Regions from separate parts of the Homo sapiens genome. Here region 2 is linked to region 1. The links are chromatin contacts, found by Hi-C or POLR2A ChIA-PET in ENCODE. All regions are on one chromosome and are shown on one strand. Each heading gives the region's core, a stretch centred on a gene start or an enhancer-like site at or near the end of the contact. The rest is flanking DNA. Distances are from core to core; before and after follow the strand shown.

What was found. A loop is a pair of places that touch in the nucleus more often than their neighbours do. ChIA-PET counts read pairs that join two places held with the same protein, here RNA polymerase II (POLR2A). Pooled maps may share reads with other maps.
Region 2: a loop to region 1 is called in a pooled map, with 16 times the contacts of the local background. The contact joins two enhancer-like sites. A Hi-C loop is called at or near these places in 3 of 37 single-sample maps with no recorded cell type and 3 of 50 pooled maps. POLR2A ChIA-PET finds 5 or more read pairs at or near these places in 1 of 52 experiments (naive thymus-derived CD8-positive, alpha-beta T cell).

Annotation. Positions count from the first base shown.
Region 1 is chr2:12,029,922-12,036,083 of GRCh38, forward strand. All of the region lies in intron 2 of MIR3681HG (MIR3681 host gene), which reads left to right. LOC124906141 (small nucleolar RNA SNORD18) reads right to left here and starts at 451; the gene lies at 382-451. RefSeq lists an enhancer at 4,694-4,743. Within about 2 kb of position 3,175, at least 4 of the 41 ENCODE cell types and tissues checked have a DNase peak (open chromatin) inside an H3K27ac peak, as active enhancers do.
Region 2 is chr2:12,322,931-12,329,560 of GRCh38, forward strand. The region is part of intron 4 of MIR3681HG (MIR3681 host gene); the gene reads left to right. Among named protein-coding and RNA genes, the nearest start is that of MIR3681, 130 kb to the left of the region's middle. Within about 2 kb of position 3,086, at least 3 of the 41 ENCODE cell types and tissues checked have a DNase peak (open chromatin) inside an H3K27ac peak, as active enhancers do.

The DNA of each region.
Region 1 (6,162 bases), core at 1,925-4,424:
AACATTAAAACACTGGCTCATGGGAAGTGCTGCTAGTGACTGGCTGATGGGGTGGAGAACATCTATTCTCACAAATTATGGGGGTGCAAGTTGTTGCTACTATTATGGATTGTAATTTGCCAATGTTTGTTAAAATACAAATTGCTCATATTTTGATCTACAAATTTCATTGCTATGAATACTTGCTAGAATGAAGAAAAAAAAAACAAAAGGAAAACAAGCTTGGAAGCAGTCTAAATGTTTAATCAGGAATATTAAACAGTCATCAGGTAGCTTCATGTATCTTAATATGGAAAAATCTCTAAAAATATTTTCAGGGGAAGATTTAAAATACTGTAAATTTGGACATCATATGGACCAAATTGTATAATCTCCCCCCCACAAATCAGAACTTCCACAACATCATGTGTTTCAGAAACACAGACCATGAAGTGAAATCTCATCATACACACATTTTAAAAATGTAAATATAAAATAAAATGTGTAAAAACACAATGTAAAGGTAAACATGCCAAGTGAAAATTAAAAATTATAAATGCATTCGTATGTGTCAGCATAACATTAAGTCTAAGCATAGTGTGTATTGTTGCTGTTCTTAAAAGGATGCATTAAGTATCTGATGATAGTGATTATTGTTTGGGGGAGGGACCAAGAATGGAAAGATGTATGTACTTTTCATTTTATAACATTGCACACCACTGAGCAGCCTCATCCAGTGCAGGGTATTATTTTTAACCTTAAAAAATAGGGTCAACTGGGGCCAGGAGCGGTAGCTCACGCCTGTAATCCCAGAACTTTGGGAGGCCAAGGCGGGTGGATCGCGAGGTCAGGAGATCGAGACCATCCTGGCTAACGTGGTGAAACCCCGTCTCTATTAAAAATACAAAAAATTAGCTGGGTGTGGTGGCAGGCGCCTGTAGTCCCAGCTACTTGGGAGGCTGAGGAAGGAGAATGGTGTGAACCTGGGAGGCGGAGCTTGCAGTGAGCCAAGCTCGTGCCACTGCACTCCAGCCTGGGTGACAGAGCGAGACTCCATCTCAAAAAAAAAAAAAAAAAAAAAAAAAAAGATCACTTGGGATTATTTGAGTGGTGGGATGATAAGCCAAAATTTTCCGGCTTTCTAGATCTCTGTATTAAAAACAAGTTATAGTTGTTTTTTTAAATTAACATTCTTAAAATACCTACCAGTTGTAGTTTACTAACTGCAGTCAAATTTCTAAAGCTTGTTAGGTGATGGGGCTGCTAGAAGCCATGTGCTTATGAGACAATGCATTCAATGTTGACATTCATCATCTGCTTCTTTTTAAATAATTTTGGTAAACTATTCCTAACATAAAATTTACAACTTAACCATTTTTAAGTGTGCCGCTCAGCGGCATTAGGTACATTTACATTGTTGTGCAACCATCATCATCCATCTCCACAAGTCTTTTCATCATCCCAGACTGATACCCTGTCCCCATTTAATAATAGTTCCTCATTCTTCACTCCGACTCCTGGCAACCACCATTCTGCTCTTCGTGTCTATGAATTTGGCGGCTCTAGGTACCTCACGTAAGTGCAATCATGCCATATTTGTCCTTCTGGGACTGGTTTACTCCACTTAAGATAATGTCCTCAAGGTTCATCTGTATTGTGGTGTGTCAGAATTTCTTTCCCTTTGGAGACTGAATAATATTCCACTGATGTATGTGGCACATTTTGTTTCTCTGTTGATCCACCGATGAACACTTGGGTTGCTTCCACCTGTTGGCTATCGTGAATAATTCCGCCGTGCATATGAATGCATAAGTGTCTGTGTGAGACCCTGCTTTCAGTTCTTTTGGAAATATGCCCAGAAGTGGAATTTCTGGATCATGTGGAAATTCTGTATTTAATCTTTTGAGGAACCGCCATACTGCTTTCCACAATGGCTGCACCGTTTAACTCTCCTACCAGCAATGCACAAGAGTCCCAGCTTCTCCACATCCTTGCCAATGGTTATTTTATGTATGTGTCTGTGTGTGTGTGTGCGTTTTCTGATAGTGACCATTCACATGAGTGCAAGGTGATATCTCATTGTGGTTTTTATTTGCATTTTTATCTGCTCATTCTTACAGCAAACATTCACTGCCAGCACACAGGTGCCAAGACCTGGGACACGCACTAGTGCCCAGAGGGGCCCTGCTGTCATCGCCCTCAGAGTGGGGTGGGGGTACTGATAACCAAATGCAAGCTGGCATTACCCCTCCTGGCAGGCAGTGAGGGGTAGCCTGCACGTGGCACTGTGGGGACCCTGGGGTGGTGTGATGCTGGCTTGCTTGGTCATCTCCAGGACTTCCTAGTAGGCTAGAGACAGTGAGTTCCAAACACTTAGGAAAAAATTATAGAATAACACTTAACAAAAAATTATAGAATAACACATAACAGTGAGAAATTTCTACTCGTTTACTTATTGTTCTCCCTGCAAGCTGGGAAAAGACAAGCATTCTTTGATTTTGCTGTTAGAACGTGGGGTTCCTTGGAACAAGTTCCAAGCACCACAGGCTTAAATGAAACATGTATTTCCACAGAGATGAAAGAAAAGGGAGGGTAAGATATCTCCTATGCAATTGCTTTGTATGCAGCCCAGGCTGTGAGGAGGAACAGTTTAGGCAACAGCAACACCACCCCCTGGCATTTGCAGAGGGCATTTAACTCTTCAAAGCACTGCCTCATAACCAAAGGAGGTGGCGTCCATGCGGAGAAAAGGTTATCACTTTTTTTTTTCTTGGCCTATAATTACTCATGTGCTTCATGCACCTGGTGGAAATTATATTTAACAGTACATGCAAATGCTTATTTCCTGAATGAATTTACATTTTCTTAGCTACTTTCTACTGTTCCCTTAATGTGGGCTTTATTAACCAGTTTTTATGCATTTTTGTTGATGTTAGCTTCTTGGCTAGTAACATTCTCATTTGGAGCTATCTTGGAGGTAGGACATAAAATGTATATGTGTTTATAAGTATAACATTCTTGAAAAATCAGTTATTAAAAAACAAAACAAAAAAGATTTTATAGCCAGAGTAGTGGAAGTCTAAGCTTCCACTACTTTCTTTTTAATGTCATTGGTTGATAGGTATTATACAAGTAATTGCTACCTTTAAAAAATTGATGAGGTTTAGTGTTTACTCCTGCTGAGTGAATTTTTTTCAGGATACCAAGCATTCTTTCTGTACTCTGAGTCATAGGTCAAAAAGTGGCTCTTAGATTCATGTATTTACTCTTTCTGAAAGCTTCTGCCTCCATTGTGGCATTGTAAAAGTGTCCTGGCTTTTTTAGGGGGAAAGGGAATGGGTGTGATGCTTTCTTTCTGGAAGCTTCTGCCTCCATTGTGGCATTGTAAAAGTGTCCTCGTTTTTTTAGGGGGAAAGGGAATGGGGTGTGATGCCTTATAGGTGAAAAGATTTCTCTTATTCCGTCAAGACACAGGAGGTCTCAGAATGGTGCGAGTTTTGGCAGCCTGACTGGTTTCTTCAGGCCATGGGAGGAAGATAGAGCAGCAATGTTCAGGGACCTGATGTGCTCAGAGAGGCTCCCAGAGCACTGCGTCCACTGCAGGATCTTTTTGGTTTTTGATTCATTCAAGAAATATGAATTTATTATCTCTATTACGGGTTGACTTCTGTCCCAACAAAAGTATGCTGGAGTCCTAGCCCCAGGTGCCTGTGAATGTGACCTGATTTAGAAATTGGGTCTTTGCAAGTATAATGAAATTAAGATGATGTCATATGAAATCAGGATGAGCCCTAATTCCATATGACCGCTGCCCCTCTAAGAAGAAGAGGAAAGACATAAACCCAGACTCAGAGAGGACATCACGTGAAGATGGAGGGAGAGGTGGGAGTGACGTGTCCATGAGCTAAGGAGCATCAGGGACTTGTGGTAAATCCCCAGAAGCCAGGAGAGAGGCAGGACGTGGATTCTCCCTCAAAGCCCGCAGTAGTAACCAAGCCTAAGACACCTGGGTTTTAGGCTTCTAACTTCCAGGACTGAGAGAGAATAAATGTCTGCTGTGTATTGCCATCAGGTCTATGGTGATTTGCTATGGTAGCCCCAGGAAACTCAGACAATGTCCAATATCCCAGATGCCACTTGGCACTGAGAAGCGTTAGGTAAAGGGGACAGTGTCTTTGCCCTGAAGAGGTAACACCAATGGAGGAACACACCCATGGAATGGGGGCAGTGGGTCCCATGTGGAGGATGGTAGGCTTTGGAGTCAGACCGAAGCAACTTCCAGTTGGGAGCTGATTTTCTTAAACTTTTTGGAGTTTGGGGTTTTTCCTTTTTACAGTGCAGGGCACCAGTGTCCTTCTCATGGGATTCCTGGTGGAAGGGTGAACACAGGTGTGGAGCTGAATGAGTTTGACCAGGGCCCAGCCTGCCGAAGGCCCCCAGCTAACACTTGCTATGGAAGGCCTGGACACACCGTCCTCACTCAGGTCATCCATTTAGAGTCAGTCTCTGCTCTTTCAAATTCACTTTGGTAGTTTTTGTCCTTGCATGGTGTTTATTTAAGGAACCATTCGGTTGGTTGAAACCTCACAGCATTTAGGTTTTGGCTCAATGCATTGGAACAATCTAGAAGGTATTTATAGCTAAAAACGTTTGTGCACCCCAAACCACATTATTTTACATCTCCTAACACTTGAACGAGCTCTGGTTTGGTTTGGATCTTTAAACCTTCTTGTGGTGTGGAGGAGAGTGAATTTTCCAACATCCCTCTCTCATCTCTGTAAATATCTTGGTCCCACCCCATCCAGTCGTCCCAAGCTGCGGTCTTCATCAGGTGACGCACAGGCAGCCCGATTATAATAACGTGGGCAGATGCTGTGTGAGGAGCCTTGATGGCCATTATTGGCAGATATTGGGCAAGACACTTTAATAGCTCACAACCTGCCTTTGTCTGGACTCACTTCAAGTCCTTTAACAGACACCTTCTATGGACAAAAATTGGTTTTCATTTTTGGGTCTTGGCAAGACAGAAACACAGAAAAACACATTTCTTCTGTTTCTTCTATACACCTGTGTAGGAACAAGCCAGGATTTATGAAGTTTGTCCTTTTTGAAAAACTCATTTTATTCCTAGCCAATATCATGACCTTAATGTGCATTCCAGCAATATCTCCAAAGGCAGCAGAGGGAGTGGGCCACGGAGGCATCAGTGCTGCCTCGTCGGGGACTGAAATCAGGCCGGAGCAGACAGTGGAGAAGGAAATATTTGGAGAAATAAGAACTGTGTTTTTATTCTTTTGTTGCCAGAAAGCCAAAACCGAAGCTGGAATTTTGTGGTTCCAGCACTTTTTGTGCCTCCCAGTCATTTTTCACAGATGGTTCTGGTTTAAGGAGAAGGCACTTTATCCACCAGAGGGAACGAGGCCCAGCGAATGTGCCCAAGCTGCCCATTCTCGTGCCTTGGTTTACTCTGCAGCTGGAGAAGATGAGAGCTCAGAGAAGATGGCTCAAAAGCCACCAATTAGGATGCAAAAAGGGAGCGATAAAATTACTCTGCAACAATGAAACTTGAACTTTCCTTTACATGATGTCACCTTGGGAGCACCAACTGCAGAGTCAGTCACGTGCTTCCTGGAGCCCACCTCCTACAAAGCTGAAGCTCACGTTTGGGCAGTTCTCAGTTTGCTTCTTTCTTTTCATTTGCTTCTGAGCAGCTTGGTGCCTTGCCATGCATCAAGACTTTAAGATAAAAGGGGCATAGCAAAGGTGGAGGTGGCATCACCTCTTCTCTTCACTGCTGAGTGGGTGAAGCCTTTCCTGACCACGTGTCTCTTCAGCAGCCCCTTGTCACACCCAGTCTTTGGCCCCTTCTCACCCCTCATCACCTCTCCTTGAAATCTCCCACCTTCCTACCAAGTGAGGTGGCTGGGTGTGTCAGGAAAGCTGGGCTGCCCCTCGTACATCATTGCAGCTCCCCTTTCCCCACCAACCCAGCACTGTGGAAGGAAGCCCACGTCTTTCTCAGCATACTCCTCTGCGACGCCTGGGCCATTTTCTTTGTCTTGTGTATACTGACTTGTTGGCTTTATTAGCAAGTTTCTCCTCCCTTTTCAGCATCCAGCACAGTTGTCCCCTCCTCTAGGAGGGCCTTTTCTTTCATTCCTCATAGGGTTGACACCATTTCTT
Region 2 (6,630 bases), core at 1,836-4,335, 290 kb after region 1:
TGGGCAGATGGCTTTCCCTGTAAAGTGAAATGGATTAGACCATGAAACTCAAAGAACATTTCAGCTCCAATATACTATAATCTATCCATTGTCAGCAAATGCTCAACATTAAGTTAAAAATTAAAACAAATTATGTTCAAATGTATACATTCGAAAGATCAGTGAAAAAGGGAATATTAGACAGCTACAATGTGCTAGACACCATGCTATGTTCTTAATTCACCCATATGTCAACTGTGTAAAAGTTTCTTTCATCCCTATTTTGCATATGAGTGGATGAAGGCTCAGAAAAGTTTTCCGAAGTTCTCTCAACTCCCAAATGAGAGAGGCAGGGTTTGGTAGCAAGTCAGTGTGGGTGCAAAGCCCCTGCTCCTTTTTTTTTCCATTACAGCATCCATCATCCTGAAACAAAGTTTATTAAGCACTTTGGAGTGGACTGAGGAGCAGAGTGGTCTGCCTTCCAAAGTCAAGAGGATGCTGTTAATGGAACAGGGGACAAATGGAAAATGCCAAGGCTAAGTGTTTCCTAATGGAGTTTCTTGGCATAGAAGTGTGGCATCATACAGAGGCTGCTCTGCACAAAGTAGCTTGTGGAGTCCAGCCACTGGGGCAAAGTTTCACCAACACAGGGGTAACCAGGCAAACTGGAGCCCACTCACTGGAAACAGCTGCCTCTCCCCACTCCCCCGCCTCTTTTATCCAGGTCAGGTGGGGCTAGCTTTGCTTCAACATGGCCAATAAAACCTCACCCCAGAAACCTTCCCCAGTGTAACCCCAATTTGGAGAAAAGCCATGTGAATTGAAGCCCAGTGGCCAATTCGGATTCAGTCTGAGCAAGGTCATGAAAACACTGCATTGCTGGCTGGTTGGTCTGCTAGGCCTCCTGTAACCAAATAATCACAAACCTTGTGGTTTAAACAACAGAAATTGATTTCTCACAAATATGAAAAAGTTACTTCTCACATGTGGAAGCTAGATGTCTAAGATCAAGGCATCAGCAGGTTGAGGTTGTCTCGAGGCCTCTGCCCTTGGCTTGCAGATCACCACCTTCTTCTCACGTGGCCTTTTCTCTGTGCACATACACTCCTGGTATCTCCCTCTCTTCTTCTAAGGACACCAATTGCATTGGACTAGGGTCCATCCCTGTGACTTCATTTAACCTTAGTCATCTCCAAGGCCTTAACTCCAAATACAGTCACACTGGGGAGTGAAGATGCCAACATACACATTTTGAGAGTGCACAGGTCAGGAAAGAAGGTGTTCTAGTGAAATTTTCATTGCAAATATATTCAAATGGAAAAACCATGAGGGCAGTTAGCAATGGGATAACATTTAGAAACACTTAGAATAGTAGTTCTCAACGCTGGCTGCACGTGAAATCACGTCGGGAACTTTCTAAAACTGCCAATGTTTGGGTTCTAATCTCGAACATAAGAACCCCAGGGATTGGTGTATTAGTCAGAGATCTCCAGAGAAACAGAACCAATGATGTATGTGTGTGTGTGTGTGTGTGTGTGTGTGTGTGTGTGTGTGTCTAAAGAGAGAAAGAGACACAGAGAGAGATTTTCAGATATTGGCTCATGTGATTATGGAGGCTGGCAAGTCCACAGTCTGAAGAGTCGGCCAGCAGGCTGGAGACCCAGGGAAAAGCTGATGCTGTAGCTTGATTCTGGAGGTAGAATTTCCTCTGCCTTTGGACAGAGCTGCCTTTTTTTCAACTGATTGAACAAGGCCTATCCACATTATGGAAGTTAATCTGCTTCATCCAAAGTCTACTTATTTAAATGTTAATCTCATCTAAAAACTACCTTCATGAATATTTCCACACTGATGTTTGGCCAATATACCAATATTTTGGTACCATGTGCTAACCAAGTTGACACATAAAATTAACCATCCAGCTGGTAGTCTTTTTTTTTTTTTTTTTTTTTTTAGATGGAGTCTCACTCTGTCACCCAGGCTGGAGTGCAGTGCAGTGGTGCTATCTCATCTCACTGCAACCTCTGCCTCCTAGGTTCCAGTGATTCTCCTGCCTCAGCCTCCAGAGTATCTGGGATTACAGGCATGCACCACCACACCTGGCTAAGTTTTGTATTTTTGGTAGAAATGGGGTTTCACCATGTTGGCCAGGGTGGTCTCAAACTCCTGACGTCAGGTGATCCACCCACCTCGGCCTCCCAAAGTGCTGTGATTACAGACATGAGCAACCGTGCCTGGTCCCAGCTGGTAGTCTTTAATAGCTCTTCTGGTGATTCCAACATGCCATCAGGGTTGAGGGCTATTGACCCAGGACCAGGGCTTTCAGAGCCAAGAAACAGGATTCTGCCTCACATACCAGGCTCTTTCCACCCTGCCTCAGTCAGAGGAGCCACTTTCTTCACTGGTTCCTCAGTCTCTTTTGCTCAGGTACTGGTTCTCCTTGGCTGCTCTTCTGCTGATTTTGGGGGGAGCTTAAACAATACTAATGCCCAGGTTCCAATGCAAGAGATTTTGGTTTGCTTGGTAGGAGGTAATCAAAATTGCAAATGCAGAGTACAGCCTGGGCATCAAGGATTTCTTCCCCAGGAAATTCTAAACAACCATTCAAGGAGTCCCACGTATTTATTCAAGCCTTCAACTTACATTAGGTTCATGAGAAACTTACCTTCTAAGCTGCAGTTTATTTGTAAATCTTGCCTCATTAGGGAATATGGTATTGCCAACATACTTGTATTTCCTTGATAGGGAAAAAATGTGTACCACAAAGTCTTCCTTAATAAAGTGAACCACTTAGACCCTCATGCTTGGATATTTATTCCTGCCAGAAACGTGTATTGACCAGCTTCCATCCCATGCCATGTGAGCAACCCATGCAGTCCCACAGGAGAGAAAAGGGTGAGAAGACATTGTGTCTCTGCTTAAGAAAGTTACTGTCGAATAGAGAAAGCAGATAGTAATGTCACCGTTATACAAACATGGTGATTGCTGGAGGCAGGCGGTGGAGAACAAGAGCTGTATGAGCCCAGAGTATTTCTCAAGGTAGAAAAAGGAGTCGGGAAAGACATGCGGGCAGACACGAGAGCTGCACTAAGGCCCAGCTGTGTGACGGTTGGTGAGGCGCTCAGGAAATGCCAGCCTCTGGTGCTGGTGAGTCACTGAGTTCATGGGAGGAGTGGCTGGAAAGCTGGTTTGAGATTAGATAGTAGAGAGCCTCGTAAGCTAGACTAAGGAGTTGGAAGTTTTTAAAATAAGCTCTAAGGTTTTTATGAGAGATAGAATTTACCAATGTTTTAACAAAAATTATATGAAAGCAAGCAAAGGGCAGCATTGGGAAGAGGGAGGGCAGACTCAAAGGAAGGTTCTAGAAACATCCAGGGAAACAATTACAAAGACCTGAACTAGGGAATTGACAATGGAAATTAACAGAATGGAAAAGATGGAAAGCAGGAAATAGACGAGCCTAGGTAAGTGGCAGAGCCAGCACTTGAATCAGGGTCTTGGCTCTCATTTAACATGCACCCAAACAGAAACATGCAGACACACACACAGACACACACACACACATAGACACATGAACACCTGCTCACACACACACACACGCATACACGCATGCAGAGACACAGACACACACAGATACACATGCATACAGGCACACACAGAGACACAGACACAGGCACTTGCACAGACACACACGCACACACACACACCGAGGGCAGAATATGTGCCACTCACTGGCCAGATCCTGGGGACATAGAGATAGATATGGTTGCTGGCCTCATGGTGCTTACAGTTGAGAGGGGGAAATTGATAGATAGAAAGCCAGAGAACGTTACTGAAATAAGCAAAGGAGAAAGACAGGTGGACCAGACTTACAGGGGATAAAGCTTTTGGGATAAAGCTTCTCGAATGAAAAAAACATCTAAGAGGGTATCAGAAAAGTCAGTGGGAGTGAAAGGCTAGAAGGGCAGACAGGGGAGGGAGGTTGGGCTCCAGGCAGAGGGAATGGCAGGTGGGAAGCCCAGAAGTGACATTGCGAGAGCACACATGAGTGCGTCTAACTCCACTGAATGAGCTTGGTATGGCACCACCAAGCGGTAGCAAAGATGGTGGTGGGAAAGGAACCTGGAGAGGTGAGCAGGGCAAATTTGACAGTGCCTATCTCCGTCCTGGAACTGACTCTCTGCGGAGCTCTGAACAATGGCAAAGGCGTGCACCCCTCTTCTCCCCAGCAGGCTGCTCACAGCTATGCCTAGAATAGAGCACATGGTCTGTTCAGCAAAGGAGTGAACTGTTCAAAGGATATTTTAATGATAAAGGAGGAAATATTCTTCTGTATGAAAATATTGTAGAAAAAAAGTGGGTCACTTCAACCTGGCAAAATATGAATATGGGATTAGATGTGTAAATCCATGGCAGATTTAAAGTGAGGGTATGAATTCTCAATAGATATTCATAGTCTTAAAGAAAAATATCCGGCCAGGCGCAGTGGCTCACGCCTGTAATCCCAGCACTTTGGGAGGTCAAGGCTGACAGATCACCTGAGGTCAGGAGTTTGAGACCAGCCTGGCCAATGTGGTGAAACCCTGTCTCTACGAAAAATACAAAAATTAGCTGGGTGTGGTTGTGGGCGCCTGTAATCCCAGCTACTTGGGAGGCTGAGGCAGGAGAATCACTTGAATCCGGGAGGCAGAGGTTTCAGTGAGCTGAGATCATACCATTGCACTCCAGCCTGGGCAACAGAGCAAGACTCTGTATCCAAAAAAAAAAAAAAAAAAAAATCCAAGCTCCTTAAAATGGGGAAGATCATGACAGCAACAGCCTCAGGTCTGTGTCTGGCCTCATTGGTCACCTTCCTCTGCTGCAGGTCTACTGAACCACTTGTGCTTATCAGGTTGTGCCGAATTCTTTCCCTCTTCTTCCATTCACATCCCCATCTTGCCTACCTGGTAAACTCCCAGTTGCTCTTCTAGTCTCAACTCAAGTGCTGACTTCTCTAAGAGATGGTCTTAAACTCCTCATAAGACAAAGTCAGATAACTCCTTCTTCAAGCTAAAATAGTATATTCCTATTTGATTATGTGCCACATTGGATTCTGAACACCTGCCTAGAGGTCTGGGTGCCCCGTCACCTGGAAACTCATGTTGTATCCATTTCTAAACTTTTAGGGGTTGAAGCTACAACAATCAATAAGGATAGGCACCCTGTTTACCTAAGTACAATATTTTTCTCAATCTTTATAATACACAATGCTACAGTCTTTTTTTGTAGTAAAACTAAATCCAAATAAATAAGTGGTAAAACTGAGCTGTGAGACCAAAGCTCCTGCTCTTCATCACTGGCCAGTCCAGATTCCAGGATGCTGTGGTTTGAATATGGTTTGTTTGGCCCTGCTAAGTCTCATATTAAAATTTGATCCCCATTGTGGGAGGTAAGGTTGCATAGGGTGGGAGGCATTTGGATCCTGGGGGTGAGGTTGGGTCCCTCATGAACGTCATGGTGCCTTTCTCATGGGAGTGTGAGTTCTTACTTTTGGTTCCCCTGAAAACTGGTTGCTAAAAAGAGCCTGGCGCCTCCTCCTCTCCCTCTTGCTTCCTCTCTTGCCATCTGACTTCTGCATAGGCTGGCTCCTCCTCAACTACTGCCGTGAGTGGAAGCAGCCTGAAGCCTCACCAGAAGCAAGTGTGGGCGCCATGCTTTTTGTACAGCCTGCAGAACCAAATAAACCTCTTTTATTTATAAGTTACCCAGTCTCAGGTATTGCTTTACAGAAACACAAACAGACTGACACAGGAATAGAATAATTTCAATGAATAAATAAATAGAATCTTATAACCAAATCATAGAAGTGGCAGCTCCCTTTTAAAACTTAGTGTTCCTTTCAAAACATATTCCTAACATAGCACAATAACTACTCGTTTGATAAATCCATGCAACTTGAGGTTATCTAGTACAGGGCTGAGGTGTGCATAATTTAATTCTCCACTTTTCTGGCACTGGGGCTCCAGCTGAGGGAGATTTCTAGGTAAATGGGCACTGTCCATGTTAGTGCACTCTTGGGGGATACAGATGGCACACTGGACATTGACCACAGTTAATTTTGCTGAATGCTTCCTGGGCAATAATGGTTTCTCTGCTGTTTTAAAATGTTAGAAGCTGCAGTGGGGTAACTGCTTTCCAAGCTGAATGTTTGACATCTGCTTGTCATCAAACTTTATTCAAACTAAGCTAAGGCAGGTCACTGTGGCTCACACCTGTAATCCCAACACTTTGAAAGGCTGAGGCAAGAGGATTGCTTGAGGCCAGGAGTGCAAGACTAGCCTGGACAATATAGGGAGGTCCTATCTCTACAAAAAATAAAATAATTAGCTAAGCATGATAGTGCATGCCTGTAGTCCCAGTTACTCAGGAGGCTGAGGTGGGAGGATTGCTTGAGCCCAGGAGGTTGAGGCTGCAATGAGCTATGATTGCACCACTGCACTCCAGCCCTGGTGACAGAGCAAGACCTTGTCTGAAAACAAAACAAACAAGCAGACTAAGCTGGTACCTAGAATACCTGTCCTCTTTCCAAAGTAACAATGATAACAACAGCTACTACTACTTATTAGTCGCTTATACCATGTGGCAAGCAGTGTTATGAATCAAGAAGTATAT